Regions from separate parts of the Homo sapiens genome. Here region 1 is linked to region 2. Evidence: chromatin loops called from intact Hi-C (ENCODE). Cell type or tissue: PC-3. All regions are shown on one strand. Each heading gives the region's core, and the rest is flanking DNA. Links, peaks and the distances in the headings are about the cores only. Region 1 has its middle 300 kb from the start of LINC00972. Region 2 overlaps SEMA3D (semaphorin 3D).

Evidence for each region. Peaks named below come from ENCODE experiments on the same cell type or tissue, not always from the same donor. Only the 100,000 strongest peaks of a DNase experiment are listed, where the experiment ranks them.
Region 1: a loop joins it to region 2, with 13 times the contacts of the local background. A loop is called at or near these places in 1 of 110 quality-filtered maps.

The regions. Positions count from the first base shown.
Region 1 is chr7:85,716,240-85,725,262 of GRCh38, forward strand. No RefSeq gene overlaps it. Among named protein-coding and RNA genes, the nearest start is that of LINC00972, 300 kb to the left of the region's middle. In PC-3, for the core only: no CTCF peak of the experiment used is centred there; DNase peaks (open chromatin) are centred at 4,032 and 4,202; H3K4me3 peaks cover 1,006 bases; H3K27ac peaks cover 1,666 bases.
Region 2 is chr7:85,156,016-85,165,038 of GRCh38, forward strand. The region is part of intron 1 of SEMA3D (semaphorin 3D); the gene reads right to left. Among named protein-coding and RNA genes, the nearest start is that of SEMA3D, 27 kb to the right of the region's middle. In PC-3, for the core only: no CTCF peak of the experiment used is centred there; a DNase peak (open chromatin) is centred at 4,406; H3K4me3 peaks cover 929 bases; H3K27ac peaks cover 1,630 bases.

The DNA.
Region 1 (9,023 bases), core at 630-8,629, 560 kb after region 2:
TCTTTCAGAAGGATTTTTCCCTCCTGACTACTCCTTAGCACAGTTTAGCACAAGATTGATACTCAATAAATCTTTTTTTACTTTAAACTTTTTATTTTGAATACTTTAAAATTTACTAAATGTTTGCAAAGATAGTTGAAGGAAAGTACACTTTCCATTCGGCTTTCCCTAATGCTAGCAGAATGAGTACCATGGTGCTTTAGTCAAAAGTAAGACTCTGCTAACTAAACTGAAGACCTTATTTGATTTTTATCAGTTTATGCACTAATGTCATTTTTTCTGTTGTATGATCCAGTCCAGCATACCATACTGCATTTAGTCATCATCTCTCCTTAGTCTCCCCAGATAGTAACCGTTTCTCAGTCTTTCCTTGTTTCTCATGACCTTAAATGAAAGAGAATTTTGCTTAAACAAATAAATGTCTTGCATTGAAAATCAACCAATCTAGCTTACACATTAAGTGTTTTGTATATAGTTATGTGATATATAATAAATGCTCATTCTATTATGTTATTATTATAAAATATCTTGTAGATATTATGTAATATAGCTTAAATATTTATATAAAGGCAAATGTAGTAAGAAAAGTTAAACTTTTTATTCTAATTGTAAATTTTAAATGTACAAAATATTTCTAAAGATAAATGATTATGGACTTCTTCAGGGAATAGGAATTAAAAACCAATAAGCCATGTAATGGTAGTGAGACTAAGATAGAATGGATTAGGGTTAAGAGCATCTACTTCAGATTCAGAAAGACTTGGATTTTGTTATCAACTTAGTCATTAACCAGCTGTGGACTTAGATGGGTTATTTCATCTTTCTAAAACTTAATTTTGTCTTATTTAAATAAAGGTAGTAATGTTACCTACCTCATAGATTTATTTTAAAGATTAAATGGTATAATAAATGTATCTTTGTAAATTAAAAGTAGCTTTTAATATATGTAATTAATAGGCGAAAGAAAGCAGGAAAAGGATATAAAAAGAAATAATAATTTAACCATGTTAAAAAAAACTTATTAAAACTGACCAAATTAGAAGAGATCATACAGTTGCTAAGGAGAAAACCCAGACAATTGATTTGTTATCTGTTGACATTTAATATCAGAAAACTGTATAATTATAGTCTTCTTTCATAATGTTTTAGTGTTTCCTTGTAAATTAATTTATCTTAATAGAGAACTTCAATATTAATGCAACACACACTAATGAATATTCCAACTTTTTTTTTTTTTTTTTTTTTTTTTGAGACGGAGTCTTGCTCTGTCGCCAAGGCTGGAGTGCAGTGGTGTGATCTCGGCTCACCGCAAGCTCTGCCTCCCAGGTTCATGCCATTCTCCTGCCTCAGCCTCCCGAGAAGCTGGGACTACAGGCACCCACCACCACGCCCGGCTAATTTTGTGTATTTTTAGTAGAGACGGGGTTTCACTGTGTTAGCCAGGAAGGTCTCGATCTCCTGACCTCGTGATCCGCCCGTTTCGGCCCCTAAAGTGCTGGTATTACAGATGTGAGCCACCGCACCCGGCCCCAACATGTTTTAACAGTTTCCTGTGACACCAATGAACTCAAGAAGAAGAACAAGAATTAACTATTGGCTCAATCTCCAGGCACAATCTTCAGCAAATTTATTCATCGTATAAGAGTCATATGTTTTATGTGCCACAAATAAAAAGTATACTATGCTAAAAATATTTTGCATAGGAAATTTATCAGAAAATAGAAAAAAAATATTTTTGTAAATCTGTTATTTCCCACACTAGCAATTTAGACGGGTTTCACATCCATTGCTTCTGGCTATTTCAGTTTGCTGCAGAAAGAAGAGTCCCAGCTTCATGTATCAGTTTTCTGTTGGAGTTTTACTCCCAAATTCAAACAGAATCCCAATAAATGTAATTGATAAGAAAGGCATAAATTGATGATGGAGAAGAAACAGACTGAAAATAGTAATATCCTAACATTTGTATGTTGTTTATATATTTCAAAGCTTTTAAAACATTTTCTCACTTTATGTGTATCTGATCTGTTAAACTAATCAGGAGAATAACATTGGATTATATATGTAATAGGAAAACTGAGTACAGGCATATTAACTTATTATTTCTGTTACCCAGGGATTTCCTGACAAAGCTGGTACTAAAACTTGGTTTTATTTAATCATAATTCTGTTTTCTTCCTTAGACCATACAAGAAAATGTTTTTGTTGAAGTCAATCATCTGGAATGGTATCTTTTCCCACTACTTGAACACACACAGAGGTCTAACCAAAGGCCTTTTTTGACTCCATAGACAAAACTGATTCTCAGGAACATCAAAGATATATGGATCAGAGAGAGTGAAAGACTCTACAAACAGCAACATTACCAATAGAATGGGAAATGTATGCATATCTTGTTTAACATCTTATGCAAAAAAAAAAACCTATTTGTGTAATTAATTGTACAAACTTTTCTTCTAAAATCAAGTAAGCAAGCAGAAGTGCTTCTTAATTTTTTTTTTAAAGTTCACAAATACCTGGAACATTACTAAATGTCAGAGCTGCTAGCTCTTATCTCTCTTATAAGAAGATGTCAATCCACTTAGAAATATAAGACTAACATATATGCATAACTGTAGTCGAATATTAAAAACTAACATATTTGACAAAATAGTATATTAATATGGCTATATTATACTCCCCACTGAATGATGTAAGAGATCAGAGGGAGGGAAAATCAATGAGAAGATGAGCAATCAGGGGAGGTTTCCTGTTAAAAATTTGAAGGAGGCTTAGCCAAGGAGAGGGTGGAAGGTATTCAATACTAAGGAAATATAAAGAAGTACAATGATATGAATGAAAATTTGGAAATACCAGTGTCTGGAGATAAATTAAAAGAATCTTGGTCTGAGTTTGGTGGCTCAGGCCTGTAATCCTAGCACTTTGGGAGGCCAAGGCAGGAGGATTGTTTGAGCCCAGGAGGTTGATATCAGCCTGGGCAACGTAGTGAGACCCCATCTCTACACAATTTTTTAAAAATTAGCATGGCAGCTGGGCAAGGTGGCTCGCGCCTATAATCCCAGCGCTTTGGGAGGCCGAGGTGGGCAGATCATGAGGTCAGGAGATTGAGACCATCCTGGCCAACATGATGAAGCCCCATCTCTACTAAAAATCCAAAAATTATCTGGGTGTGGTGGCTCATGCCTGTAGTCCCAGCTACTTGGGAGGCTGAGGCAGGAGAATCGCTTGAAGCCGGGAGGTAGAGATTGCAATGAGCTGAGATCGCACCACTGCACGCCAGCCTGGCGACAGAGCGAGACTTGGTCCCCCCAAGCCAAAAATAAACAAACAAACAAACAAACAAACAAACATAAATTAGCCTGTCATGGTATGGTGGCACACACCTGTGGTCCCAGCTACTCGGGGGCGAAGTGGGAGGATGGAGACTGCAGAGAGCCGTGATCCCGCCACTGCACTGTAGACTGGGTGACAGACCAAGACCCTGTATTAAAAAAAAATTAAAAAAAAAGAAAGAAACTTAGAATTTTAGAGCTTGAAGGGACTTCAAATATTATACAACCCAATCTCCTGTTTTCTCAGTTTGGGATCCTAAGAATAAGAAAACAGAGGTGACTTGCCAAAGACACACAGCTTGTTAATGATTCAGTTGGTATATGAATGTGGGTCTCTTGATTTTCACAGTCCAGTGCTTTTAAAAATAAATAACAAGTTAAATTTTACTAGTTCACATTTAATTCAATGTGAATGGAGCAATTAAAATTAAAGACTGGAAAGGGGAGACTGGCAAACAGAGGGCTTGGAAATATGTTGTTGCAATTATTGTTAACCTGTGAGAGTTTCACTTATCTTCCTGTTTCTGGCAGGAGTCGGTATTTCTGAAATCTAATGTGGCCTCATGCAATTATTTGGCATGAAATGACCTAAAGAGTGCCAGAAATATCATGAGTGAGACTGTACAGCAAAGTTTCCACCCCATTTTCAGTGCTAAGATTCAGTTTGCTTAAAGCTTCTGATGAGAGGTCCAGGCTTGGAAGTTCTAATGCACATGTGTTAGATGGTAATTGCATCAGAAGGGCAGGCAGGGTTACAATTTCACCATGCAGATGATTCTTTCTGCTATCTTGATGACTAAAATGTGTATTGAGGTATAAACTTGTCAAAGTGGTAAAATATACACTATGAAATTCACAGTAACTAATACAAAGGCAAATAATGATTTTCATGATTAGATACGTTAGGAAACTAACTCGACTAATTCAGTAAAACCTTATATATACAATGAATATTTTTTATTGTTTCCTGTGTGCCAGGTACTCATCTAGGTAATCATGACACATGGATGAACAAACACTTATAAAGTCCTGTTCTAATGCAGCTTCTGTTAGTGGAAACTTATATTCTAGTTCATCTTCTGCATTCTAGAAAAAGTGTCAAGAAAAGAATATGAAAAGGTGAGACAAAAGTGACCTTTTGCTTACAAATTCATTCTAAGAGGAAAGGCTGATATAAAGACTTAAAATTACAAAACAACAAGGCGTGATTACCAGCTGAAAGTGTATTGTGTCACACATAGCACAGAAGAAAGAGTGAGTCACACTATTGGGTAAAAAACAGAAAGAGTTTTGCTAAGAAATAGGCTCTATTTTGGCTGCATTTTGAAAGCAGGGTTAAAAGTTGCTAAAATAAAATTGAGTATGTTAGCAAATGTACAAAATCTAACAATTTTGGAGTGGAGATAAAGGGTTATTTTAACAACAAGCAAAATTTTGTCTTACAAAATTTTACATTCTTCTTGCTTCTTCCTTTTATCCCTCTTTGTATGAAAGCATTATAACCATTATAATGGAACCCTTTACAAGATGTATTGGATAATTGGATGTAATGAATGCATATTAAGAATGTTGTGCATTTACTTAGTAAAATATAGTTCATTAAATATAATATTGAGATATAACAATTACTTCTTAAAATTTGAGTCTTTTTTGTTGATTACTGCTCATGATTTCCACATTAACCTTAAGGCATAGAACGGAATTTACATACCATAACAGCAGTGGGCTCAGATGTAATCAATTTTTACATTAGGTTATTAACATCTCTCTAATCGTCTACTATGTTATCTGCAATTTTTATCCAGCCAAGTTAAAAAATAGCCAAAAGGAACACAATACTTAAAAATTGCTAAATGTAGAGGGGAGTCATGTCCTGGTCTACTTTTAAAAGGCATATTCAAATAATCGAAAATTTATTTGGAAATGCAAGTGGATAAGTTGTATCAATTTTGGCAGCTAAATATGACTTAAAAATAATTTTGGAACTTCACAAGCCCACCCAGTATTTTGATTTATTTTCAGTAGAGCGCTTAATTTTTCTAATGAAATATCCATGACACCTAATAAAGATAAAGGTATCCGGTGACTTTAGAAACTCCCACAACATTGGAGAAAAATCTGAATGAAAGAGAAAATAAAGAAAATGGGTTTTTAATATGAATTGTTGGTAAGTCTAGCTTAAAATTGTGCTGATCTGTAAGTTAAAAGTTGTTTTTGTGGTTCTCAGTTTACCTAAAATGAATTTCAGAGAGTAATAGTAACTGTTTAACAGAATGTTTGAAAAGCAATAGCTCATCATATAAAGAGTAGAAATTGTAAAAAGTTGAGACACTTTGAAATAATGTATCAAATCTGTGTGTGGTTAAACATTAGAGTAGAGAAAATGTACAAAGAAGTAACATTACAGGGAATATATGGACACAGATGAGTCCACAGACTGTGCAAGCATGTCTCTCTCCATGAGTTATCATCATATGACCACTTATACACTAAGCTCAGGGGTAGACTGAGAGGAGTGTAGACTGAAGGGGAACTGAGTCAATCCCATTCGAAGACGCATGCTTTGCAGGCATTGATTTTATTCTAAGGAATTCTATATTGTTGTTTTCTTTTTTTAATATGAAGAAATCCTGAGTAAGGGTGAAGGAAAGATATCTGAGAAAAATGATTTTGTTTTGTTTTCCTCTTTGATTAGAATTACATGGGATATTTCAGTTTAGTATTTTCCCTTTGATACAAGAATTAGAGTGGCTATATTTGGTTATTTAAAATAACTTTTCCAAGAATTATTACCCTTTCTTTGAAATGAATTATTAGATCTCTCTAACTGGTCTCCTCTCCTCACTTATAAAGTTGGTTTCTCTGAGACTTAAATGAGATAATCTACTTTAAGCATAATTAAGTGTTCCCTAATAATTTTAATAAAATAAATGGGAAGCTGTGGATATCCCTCTGATTCTCTAAAGGGATTATTTTGTTTTGTTTTGTTTTGTTTTGTTTTGTTTTGTTTTTGAAACAGGTACAACCCAAAATATTTAAAACTTTAAAAAATATATAAATATTAGTTTCCTACTATGCATAATGCTAGGTTCTATATAAATTACAGAATTATAGCTTATAAACTTTAGCCCCAAATTGTAATCTCTTAATATACTGTAATCTAACTTTAGAGATGATAAACTAGGCTAAGATTTCCTGCTACATGATGCAGATTTTAGTTAGTAGCATGACTTCTTACAAACTGAAAATTTATCCTGGTAATATTTTCTGGGTTTCTATTATATTCTATGGTTAGATAACTATGCCAATGAAACCCTTTTATATCCATAAACAAACCTCCTTGAATATAATCCTATAGAAACCAACTTTATCATCACTAAGCCAAAACACAATATGGTGAAGCTATAAGGCACATTTTACTCAGCATTCTAATAAGTATGGAAAGCCAACTTCGAGGACAGAAGGTTCTTAGGAAGCTACACTCATTCTTTTGCATATTATTTTGAACATTCAAAGGAATGTTTACTAAATGTCACCCTAAATGTCTAAATGTCACTAAAACTTTCTCTACTTCTAAAAATTCATGATTCTATGATTCTGTAATTTAGCCTAGAAAAATACTCTTCAAAACATAACTTGGGCCATTCAGGAAATAATACCACAAAGCCAGTCATGTTTGTGCTTCTGTCTTTTGGACAGACCACTATTTATTTTTACAGCTTTCCCCCTGATGGACCTATATGGGAGGGGGAGATAGCAAAATAGGATCCTCATTATTGTCAGTTCTTAGTTTTTGCAAACTTGGAATTCAATTGGTTGAAAATCATTGATTTAACCTGACTCTAGTAAGTTTGTGTTGGACTAAGGTTGGTAAGTAAAATAAAATATTGGACATAAAATTTCTATGACATTTCCAAACAATATAAACCCTTTTTCTTCTTTTATTTAAAGCACCCTCATGAACTGTGACTTGAGTTGGATTAATTTTTCTCTGTAAATTGGAAAGTGCAGTAAAAGGAAAAATTTTAAGTGTCTCTGATTTCATATTTTTAAAGCTACAGTTAACTGATCAAAAAATGGAAAGTGAAACATATCAAAGTGTGTGACATCAGCTCCAACCTGTAATTAATTACATCTCCATAGCCTAAAAGTGTAACCAATTATCAAAGATCCTTGCATTTTTGAACCATTGGTGAGTGGTTCAAAACATGTATTGTATATACATATATTTATGTTTATAAACATATATGTATGTTTATGTTACAAAATATGTATCTATTATAGATGTTGTGTATTATAATGCATACATAAATATATAATACATTCTTAGTATATATTTCAACATAAGCACCAGATTAAACTAAGGAGACTGTTAGCAAATAACACTACTTAACATGTTTTGAAATAATTTTCTTTGTAAACATTTTATTTTCAAAAATATAAAACAATCGAATAATTGACACGTCATAACCCTGATATCCTTCTTAATCATGAAATAGGTTCAGTTATTTTAGAATTGAGAAGTTTATCAAGCAAACTTAAGGAATAATCAATATAAATCTCTCCCAGATTTCATTTTATCTCAGGTAAAAAGTTGTAATGAAGTTATCAGCAGTCCCCAGAGAAGCTACAAAGTTTTTTTTACACATTTCAGAGTAATCAAGATTTGAATAAATTTTATTAAATGTGTAAATTGGAGTAATACTATAAGATCATAAAAATATAGCATTTTGTTGTAATTAGGTATTTTGGAATTTTAGGAATACAGGCATTATAAAATTTACAGCTGTGCTGCTTTGGGAATAGTGATTTGTGCATTTTACTAAAGAAATGGTGTCTAAATCCTTTTGTGAAGGTAAATTATGATTTTTTAAGGGAAATCCTTAACTAAATGTCATGAAAATATGCCTGAAAAACATATTTTGTTGTTGTTGTTGTTGGTTTATTTGTTTTTACTTCAAAATAAAGTATCAAATCAAGTCACATTAGATTGAGACTAAAAATTGCTTCAAGAAACATCATCATACTACCTTTTGTGACACAAAAGGGCTTAATCTTAATATCCAGAAGGAATATTTTCTTTTGGGGTGGAGAATGTGATGAAAAGTCAATACTAGCTGTACCTATACCCTGATTCTTTTATTATCTGAGGGACATAGAGAGTGGAAAAATAAACATTGGAGACTTGGAAAAGTGAGAGGGTAGGTGAGGGATGAGAAATTACCTAATGAGACAATGTACACTATTTTAGTGATGATTAATCTAGAAGCTGAATCTTTACCACTACGCAGTAAATGCGTGTATCAAAACTGCACTTCTATCCTCTAAATCTATAAAAGAAAAAATACATATAACACAATAATAATAATAATAATAATAATAATAAGTAAAAAGGGGTAATGGTGGGGGGAAAATGCTTGGATCATTCTTGGTTTGTTTCTCCCAGTGATATGGCTACTGATGCAGAATATGCACTTTAGACTGAAAAATTTTATTCATTGTGCTTGAAATTCCAGGAAGAAAGATGGAATGTCATTCTTCATCTCCCCAGTTGTCAGTTGTAAATTTGAAAAGTTATATTGGGGTTTCCATTGAATTATGTATCAAAGTGGTTTTCCTGTTAAGTCTAGCGGGAATCTGCTGAAGAAAGGCCACAACAGAATCCTGGAAATCAATACGGAGCATTTTGTGTCA
Region 2 (9,023 bases), core at 360-8,359:
TATTTGTTACATATATACATATTAGCTTAGAAATGTAGACAAAATAATGTTTTAATTTATCTTGCATTATGCTGCAATATAAGTGATTTTTTTTTTTTTTTTTTTGAGATGGAGTCTCGCTCTGTCACCCAGGCTAGGGTGCAGTGGCAAGATCTCGGCTCACTGCAACCTCCACCTCCTGGGTTCAAGTGATTCTCTGGCCTCAGCCTCCTGAGTAGCTGGGACTACAAGCGCGTGCCACCACACCTGGCTAACTTTTGTATTTTCAGTAGAGATGGGGTTTCACCACATTGGCTAGGATGGTCTCTATCTCCTGAACTCATGATCCACCCCTTCGGCCTTCCAAAGTGCTGGGATTACAGGCGTGAGCCACCACACCTGGCCACAAGTGATTCTTAAGATAATAAAGCAATCTCCAACTTCAATGTATTGCCTAGAATTCTAGAGCTTGATTCTTCCAACTTAAAGGAATAATCGAATTTTCCAGAGTATAAAGTTATAAAAATCACATTTCAGAAAAATAATATCGCTTTAAGACCTATGGTCTTAACTACATTTTAATTTGGTATTGAAAAATTTTAAGAATTTATCCTAATTTATGAGCAAATTTCATCTCCTTATGAGTTGCTTACATTTTCCACCCAAGTCATCATCAATAGGCCATTTATATTCATGAAATACAGAGGACACACAAAGAAAGAGAGCTGACACAGATTAAAAAGTAATCTTTTAAACAGGCTCTTTATGAAGTAAATCAACCTGTTTACCAAAAACACCACAAAATACCATTAGCATAACAGACAGTAAGAAGAAAATAGTTATATCATGCAAATATCTTATAGCCCACAGACAGTTTATGGAAATCCCCACAAGAAAAATAAAACAAAAAGTAATGGTTCTAAACATGCTTTGTTTGGAATAATGATGCCATTAACACTTGGCACTACAGTGCCCAAATGGAAGTGTGTTTGCATAATGGTTTACTCTACTCTTTATAAAGATAAACACAGAAGGTCACTGTGCAGAGTCTGACGTGCTTCAGGAATAAATGGCACTTTGAAATACAGAATGTCTCACTGTTTCTGGCACAGCCTACCTTTTTAGTCTGTTTAAAAAAAAATAGACCTAGGGTTTTATTCTATTTCTTGTTTTTGTAATAATAAAATTTCATCCTTATTTGCTTAGATGGATAAAGAAAGTCAATACTAAAAATGTGGCAGTTAATAAATAAATTATGTTAACAATATCAAATATGGTAACAGTTTTGATATCAATGTTAAAATATTAGCATAGTATAATAAAAATAACATGTATGAAAGATTCTGGTTATATTCAAAATATTAACCAAAAGATTTTTGTTTCTCCAAGTGAGACTAAATTCCTGGAAAGATGCTTTTATAAGTTGACAATTTGGTATGCTTAACCAGCTCCCCATTGTACATTTTATGTGTCTTTTCTTCACAGTTTGACCCTTGCCTACACTTTATGTATACTGTCTAAAATGTGCTCCCTATAATACTCTGATGTCTGAGCTTTTCGCACCATGTCCCAATATGATCTCATATTTCTCTTGTTACTTGTATTTTGCAAGGCTTATAAGTAAATAAATTGCATCAGTTTATGCCGTACATACATCAACATTGTTTGGGGAGAACAAAGCAAAACAAAACAAGCCAACAAAGGCTCTGCTGGGCAGAGGTGTAGCTCTTCTCCTCAACAACACCCAACAGTCTTCACGTTTTCACTTCAGTCGCCCAAAGCACATGGATTAGTATCATTATTGCAGGAATTCAGGGACCCTGAACGTAGGGACCGGCTGAAGTCATGGCAGAAGAACATAAATTGTGAAGATTTCATGGACATTTATTAGTTCCCCAAATTAATACTTTTATAATTTCTTACGCTTGTCTTTACTGCAGTCTCTGAACATAAATTGTGAAGATTTCATGGACATTTATCACTTCCCCAATCAATACCCTTGTGATTTCCTATGCCTATCTTTACTTTAATCTCTTAATCCTATCATCTTCGCAAGCTGAGGAGGATGTATGTCACCTCAGGACCGTGTGATTATTGCGTTAACTGCACAAATTGTTTGTAAAGCATGTGTGTTTGAACAATATGAAATCTGGGCACCTTGAAAAAAGAACAGGATAACAGCAGTGTTCAGGGAACAAGAGAGATAACCTTAAACTCTGACTGCCAGTGATCTGGGCAGAACAGAGCCATATTTCTCTTCTTTCAAAAGCAAATAGGAGAAATATTGCTGAATTCTTTTTCTCAGCAAGGAACATCCCTGAGAAAGAGAATGCATCCCTGAGGGGAGGCCTCGAAAATGGCCGCTTTGGGGACGGCTGTCTTTTATGATCATAGCTGTGGAATGAAATAAGCCCCGGTCTCCTGTAGCGCTCCTAGGCTTATTAGGACGAGGAAATTCCTGCCTAATAAATTTTGGTCAGACCGATTGTCTGCTCTCAAACTCTAGTTCCTGATAAGATGTTATCAATGACAATGCCTGCCTGAAACTTCATTAGCAATTTTAATTTTGCCCTGGTCCTGTGGTCCTGTGATCTCACCCTGACTCTGTTTACCTTGTGATATCTTATTACCTTGTGACACATGTGATCTCTGTGACTCACACCCTATTCGTACAATCCCTCCCCTTTTGAAAATCACTAATAAAAACTTGCTGGTTTTGCGGCTTGCGGGGCATCACGGAACCTGCCCACATGTGATGTCTCCTCTGGACACTCAGCTTTAAAATTTCTGTCTTTTGTACTCTGTCCCTTTATTTCTCAGACCAGCCAACACTTAGGGAAAATAGAAAAGAACATACATGAAATATCAGAGGTGAATTTCACCTGATATATCATCAGAATTTTTTCTGTTTCACTAAGATCAGAAACTCAGAATTTCTGGCCCTTTCCACAAATTCCTCATTGTGACTTATTTCTCCCCTTCTCACTGACTGTGTCTATTGTGTCTAACTGCTTTGTTACCCACATCACTCTCTTTACCATCACCTCAGCTACTGGTGGGACCCAACACCTTTAGTTCCTCAACCCCTTTCGTCTGTTTTTTCCTCATACTTATCTTAGACCCTGATATTCTCTTATTTTGACAATGACTGGCTGCACTTTCAGCTAAAAATTTGTAACCTAGTATAAACACATAAATCAACTGTCAGTAAGGGTAGAGGAGGGTGTTAAATTGCAGTTTCCAGGCCATCATCTTCAAATTTTTCATTGCAGCAAGTCAAAGAGGGGTGATAAGGAATCTGGATTAATCATGAAAACACTCCAGGTGGTAGGACAGAATCTACCCCTTTTTAACAGTCATTGACTTTAAAATTGGTTCCCAAATCTAAAGTGCCAGACTCAAATTTTCCTCTAACTCTAGTCCTCATCTGTCTTTATTACCTAATTCATGAACCATTACATTATTTTCCATCTTCTGTCACTTCCATCCTCTGGTCATATACAAACCACATGTGTACTCTGAAGGTGTTTTGATGCAATTGATTTGGTAGGCAATGGGGAGCCATGTGTTGTTTTATAAACAAGAAAGACAAACTTTTCAAGTGGTCAAGGTTCTTCTCAATATTATCCAAAAATTTATTATGGCTTTATCTCTAACTAGGCTTCTAATTTGTGAATAAAATGATGTCTTATTCTCACTTAATCATCGTAGTGCTGAACTCCACTCCAGTTATGGGTGAGAACACAGTGACAGAATGTAAATGATTTGATGTAGCTGCAGAGCTATTCACTTTGACAGCAGGCTATCTAATACCAGTGCATACTCTTTCCTTCACACTGTCCTGCAGATAGTAGGATTTCAGTAACCATTATATGACTGGAGGAAGGAAGCAAGAAAGATAGGAAAGAAGGAAGTGAAGGAAGAGAGAATGACCAACTAGTGTTCAAGAAACACAAGCCATAAGTTCTACGGTAACTACTCCAGAGGTATCATATCTACCACATCTCTCCATGAACTATATCATTTGTGGATTAAAAACTGAACTGTTATTTTATTGAACTGCAAACAGTAATACTGAAAATAATATATATCTCAATTCCACTTTGATAAAATTGAGTTTTCAAGCCTAACAGGATAATGTCAAGCTACTTATTGATCTGATAGAAAACAAAAAGGTAAGGCATTATATAAATACAAGTAAATACGTGTTTTTTTTACCATTGAAGTGTGAACGAAATTGATATGGTTAAGAGATGGATGAACATGCAGTCAGAATGACAGAGATTACTATCAACCCAGCATGAAAGTATAGGACTGGGAAGATAATGGGTCTGATGAAATATAGAAAAAAAAATAAGGAAGTCAATAAACACATGAATAAGATCTGAGTCAGGCAGAATGAGTAAAATAAATACTATAAAGAACAAGAGAGACAGAGTCATAGTGAAAGAGAGAGAGAAATTGAAACTGAGATTTCCACGATGGAAAAAGAATTAGCCAGAAGGCAGCTTAGGCAAATGGGGGCGATGCGGTTTGCCTGACTCTCTGCCTGTAGAAACACGCATCATCATTCTAATGAGAACCTTGGGGAACAAGAAAACATCATAGCAGCACAGGAGGTAATGGGACCCTCCTAAACAGGACTGGTGGGACTGCACCTGGTGTTCAGACCCAGGCTTCTCATTATCCAAAAGGTGCAGGGAAGCTGGAAGGAGTTCAGAGACATGATGGAAAAATGATTAAGATACAAAGAAAGATGATTTCTGATGGAAGATTAAAGCACTAAAGAAGCTCAACTTGGATGAGCAACAAGTTGATAGACAAAGTACCTCTCTGCAAACCAGTAAAAGATATCAAAACTCTGGGGGAAGAAAGTATTATTTAATTTTTTACTAGGAGAAGAGGTTTATGAAGAATAATTGCAATGAAGCAGAAAAGAAGTCAACCCTAAAATTAGGAAGTGAAGTATAAAAATGCAAGCAATGACTACTTGCACGTATGGAGGAGGGGAATGGATAACATCAGTCGGACAATGTAAATAAAATACAGGCAACTTGACCACACAGAGGGTGACCATGATTCTGGAAGACAACACAATCAACATAAAATAAGGAAATATCAGAAAATTAATAATAATTCAAACTCAATTTCCAAAGGGACTAAAAATTTTAGCTTTATCTTCCATGTTTTGTTGTTACACTAGTCTTCACCTGAAATAGTAAATTAATTCAGCAGTTTCCAGAAGGGAACTAAATAAAATCAAATAATTGGTCCTTTTAACATGGCTTACAGTGATTCTTTGTGTTGGTTTGCAAATTAATATTTTAAAATATTAAAATGTGAATGAATCACTCACATAATTAGCAATAGGGGTAAATATAAAATATATAAATAACATATAGATAGATACAGAAATAAATCATAAATATTTTATAATGTTTTAATCATAAAATTGTTCCTCCCTCCCCTGCTGTAACTTTGCAGGGTATGAAAAACCCAGGCACCCATGGCCTCTGGAGGGGCAAAGAAGACAGGGCTGGAACTGAGGATGGTTGCGGGTGGAGTAGGCGGGGAGAGTTGCAAGAAGCAGGAAGAGAGGAAAACAACTACCATTCACGTAGGAGTGAGATGGCTCTTCACAGAAGGAAGCAAACAATTCTTAGGTGGGACTTACTTAACCATATGTTGCATGTACATATAGGCCAATCTGTGTTTTTTTCTATGAATCACTCTGTAATACCCATTATAGGAAGAAACTGAACTACCCACACAGGTATTATTTTTGGATTATGATATTTGAGTTAGCAAAACAGGTATGTCATCCACTATCTTACAACTTAAATATTCACAGTGCCGCATACAAATATATTTTTATTAAAACTCAAAGTGAAGATTTCTGCATTTTAAGAAACATCTGATGCACAATAGAAAACTCTGAAGAAATGAAATTCTCACTCTAGTCAGACTGTCCATTTGTTTTCATTTTATGTGTTTGCTTGTCTGATAAACACTCATCTCTGTGCTTTGAGAGTCAATATAATAATAATCTGTACCTGTTTCGTAGCTGTTCCCAATTTGTAAAACGTGTTTTTTTTTTTAATCTCATCTTAATTTCAGCTTTGGAGTTAGATATTCCTCATCCTCTGTTTCACAAGTAACAAAGCAAGAATCAGAGGGGTTTCTGAGCAGCCAAAGTCAAGTAGAAAGAAGGGCTAACAACAGCAAAGACCTGCATCCTCCAACTGCCCAACAAGTGATCCTTCCACTGCACTGTATGTCCTGCGCAATTCATGTACTAAGTCACAGCATCAGTAAACACAGAGTTAACAAAACAGTGATTATTGCATAAAACCACACCCTTATCATAAGTTTGTTGGGAATCATTAAAAGTGAAATTATTGTGAAAGAAAAATGAAAGAAGCAGGTGACGTAGATCAGGTAAAAATTAATAATAACAAAAGTTATTAGCTTAAGTTTCCAGAATGCATAGCCATTTGTTTTCATTGAATGACCTTTGTTTTCTAAGAATGACATGTCATAGTTGATTAAAATGCAACTCATGCCACAGTGAAAAAAAGCCAGAAATTTCAGGTAGGTTTCAGCATTTAGAACAAAAGGACACTCTAAAGATGCAGTGGAGTGGAGCAGTAAGTGGAAGGAAGAACAATATGGGAAACGTGTACTGGGAGGGTGAGGAAAACCTGAGGAAGAACGTGGAAAAAGACTGGAAGCTCTGTCAAGTTTCCAGAAACTGAAAACAAGCATATGCACAAAAAGAAACTTGACAACGTCTTCCTAAATGCACCAAGGAGCAATCTGCAGAACAGAAGGTTCCAGTAGCTGAGAGGAAATACACTTAGCAGAGGCAAACATCATCTTGGAACTGACTGAAAGGAAAATAACATTTAAAATGTTCAGACTCCTTGGAAGACAGAAGTAAAGGAACTGAGTCAGCGACTGAATGTCATAAGGCAGAGGTTTAGAGGCCGAGGACATCCAAGGAGGTGAGCTAACGAGAAGGAAAGACAAGGATGTGAAGTAAGAATATAAAAGAAGTATATACATATCCAAAATATACAGTAAGATTAGAAAGTAAAACAGAATACAAAGAAAAGAAAAAAAAAGGCACTTGGAAAGTGGCCTCTCCATGAAAGTGAGCCAATGCTTGTGCAGCAGTGAAGAACTTAAACTCTAAAATCAAACTGCCTGGTTCCACATTCTATCTTGACAGCTTAGTAGGAGGAAATTGGGGCAAGTTATTTAATCACTCTATACCTCAGTTTCTTCACTTGAAAAAGGAGAAAGTAATATCACCCACCACACAATAAATCAAGAGAATTCAGTAAGAAAATTGTTATAAAGCAAAGAATACAGTGCTTGTCACCAGAGTGAACAGTAAAACATAATCTTAATTTCCAAAGTCTTGAAAGATTTATAATACTTCAAAGATCAGAAATGGAATCTGGAAAAAAAAAGGCTATAAAAATGATCAGCATGATGGAAAAATAAGAAAAAAAGAATCAACTCTCCAACAGAAAGGATAACAGGACAGTAGGAAATAACTAGGTAATTTAAAGATGAATTTTTTAAAGTAATGAATAAAGTGAAAGATGTTACTTAAAATTTATCTGATCCAAGACAATTTACTATGAAAAATGTAAATTCATGGAAAATGGGCAAAGAAGCCCCTTATTTCTGAAAGACCCAATTCAGAAATCCAGCTTTAATCATTTAAAGTGGCTCACTTATTCTCATTCCCAGAATTGCTTTCAACCAGCCAAATGTTTCAATCCTGATTCAAGTAAATAACCAAGCATTTCGTATCTGAATGCTTTTCAGAAACAGTAAGGAAAGGTAATTTTTGCCAATCTTTCAAATATAACTTGAACTGAGTAAAGTTACAGACTCCCATTCTAACAAGAAAAGCTTCAATTTTCATGTTATAAATTTTTATTTTGTAAATGGAAACATCAATAATAAGTAATAATCACCAATCTTTTTTGAATGTTTACTATGAAATAAACTCTACACATCTTATTTCAGACTCTTTTGGAAAACTTTTCAAAATGCTAATTAGTTTGCAATAAAGTTGATGCTCAGAGAAGTGTAGTGAGTGCTTCAGGTCTTACAGTCAGTCAGTAGCAGAGCATGGATTTGAATAAAGGTCTATTTGAGCAAAAGTATGTCCTTTTCATAACGTTGCTACATGGGAGCCTTCACTGAATAATAACTTGAACTAAGTCACTACATAATATCACTGTATAATGATACCACCTATCACGGATTTAAACTAGTTATTTAAACTAGTTGTTATTGTTTGTTTTAACCCAAACCTATCTCTATCTGTATGTATCTATACATATACTTATTTATCTAAACTCCTATGAACTTGATAACAAAATTTCTTAAAATCTAAGCAGATAGAGAGCATTTTTGAGCTGCAAATCTTTAAAAAATATTTTTTTGGAAAGGAAAATTAGATTCCCTTAGTCATTATAAGTTCTCATAGTCTGAGCATCTCCGCAAGCTGCATTTGATTTTCATGCTTAAAGATGCATGGATTTCTTCATACAACACAGCCTCTAAAGACAAGCCAATTACTTCATCTGGTGCTGAAGTGAAGAAAGTGACTTGACACAGGAGGAAAACTTTCAGTGTTGTAGTTTATTGAAAGACTGAATGTCAGCCACTTTTGTGGCACACAAATTTTGTATAATACATTTTATATATTACATTAGGATTTGTCTGGATAATGTTGACAGTAGGAAATTTCAACTTTAAATATTGATTTTAGAACTTAGAACCTGTATAAAACTCAACTCCATTGTATTTGTAGCTGGTAAATAAAATGTGGCCTTTTATTCAAGGAAACAACAGGCACTTAGAGATATAAAACATGTATACAAAGAGCTGTAATTTAGGCAGAATGAAAGTGCTATACAAGAAATATAGAAGATGTCATTTAGCGTTAGGTATATCTCCTAATGCTATCCCTCCCCCTTCCCCCCACCCCACAACAGTCCCCAGTGTGTGATGTTCCCCTT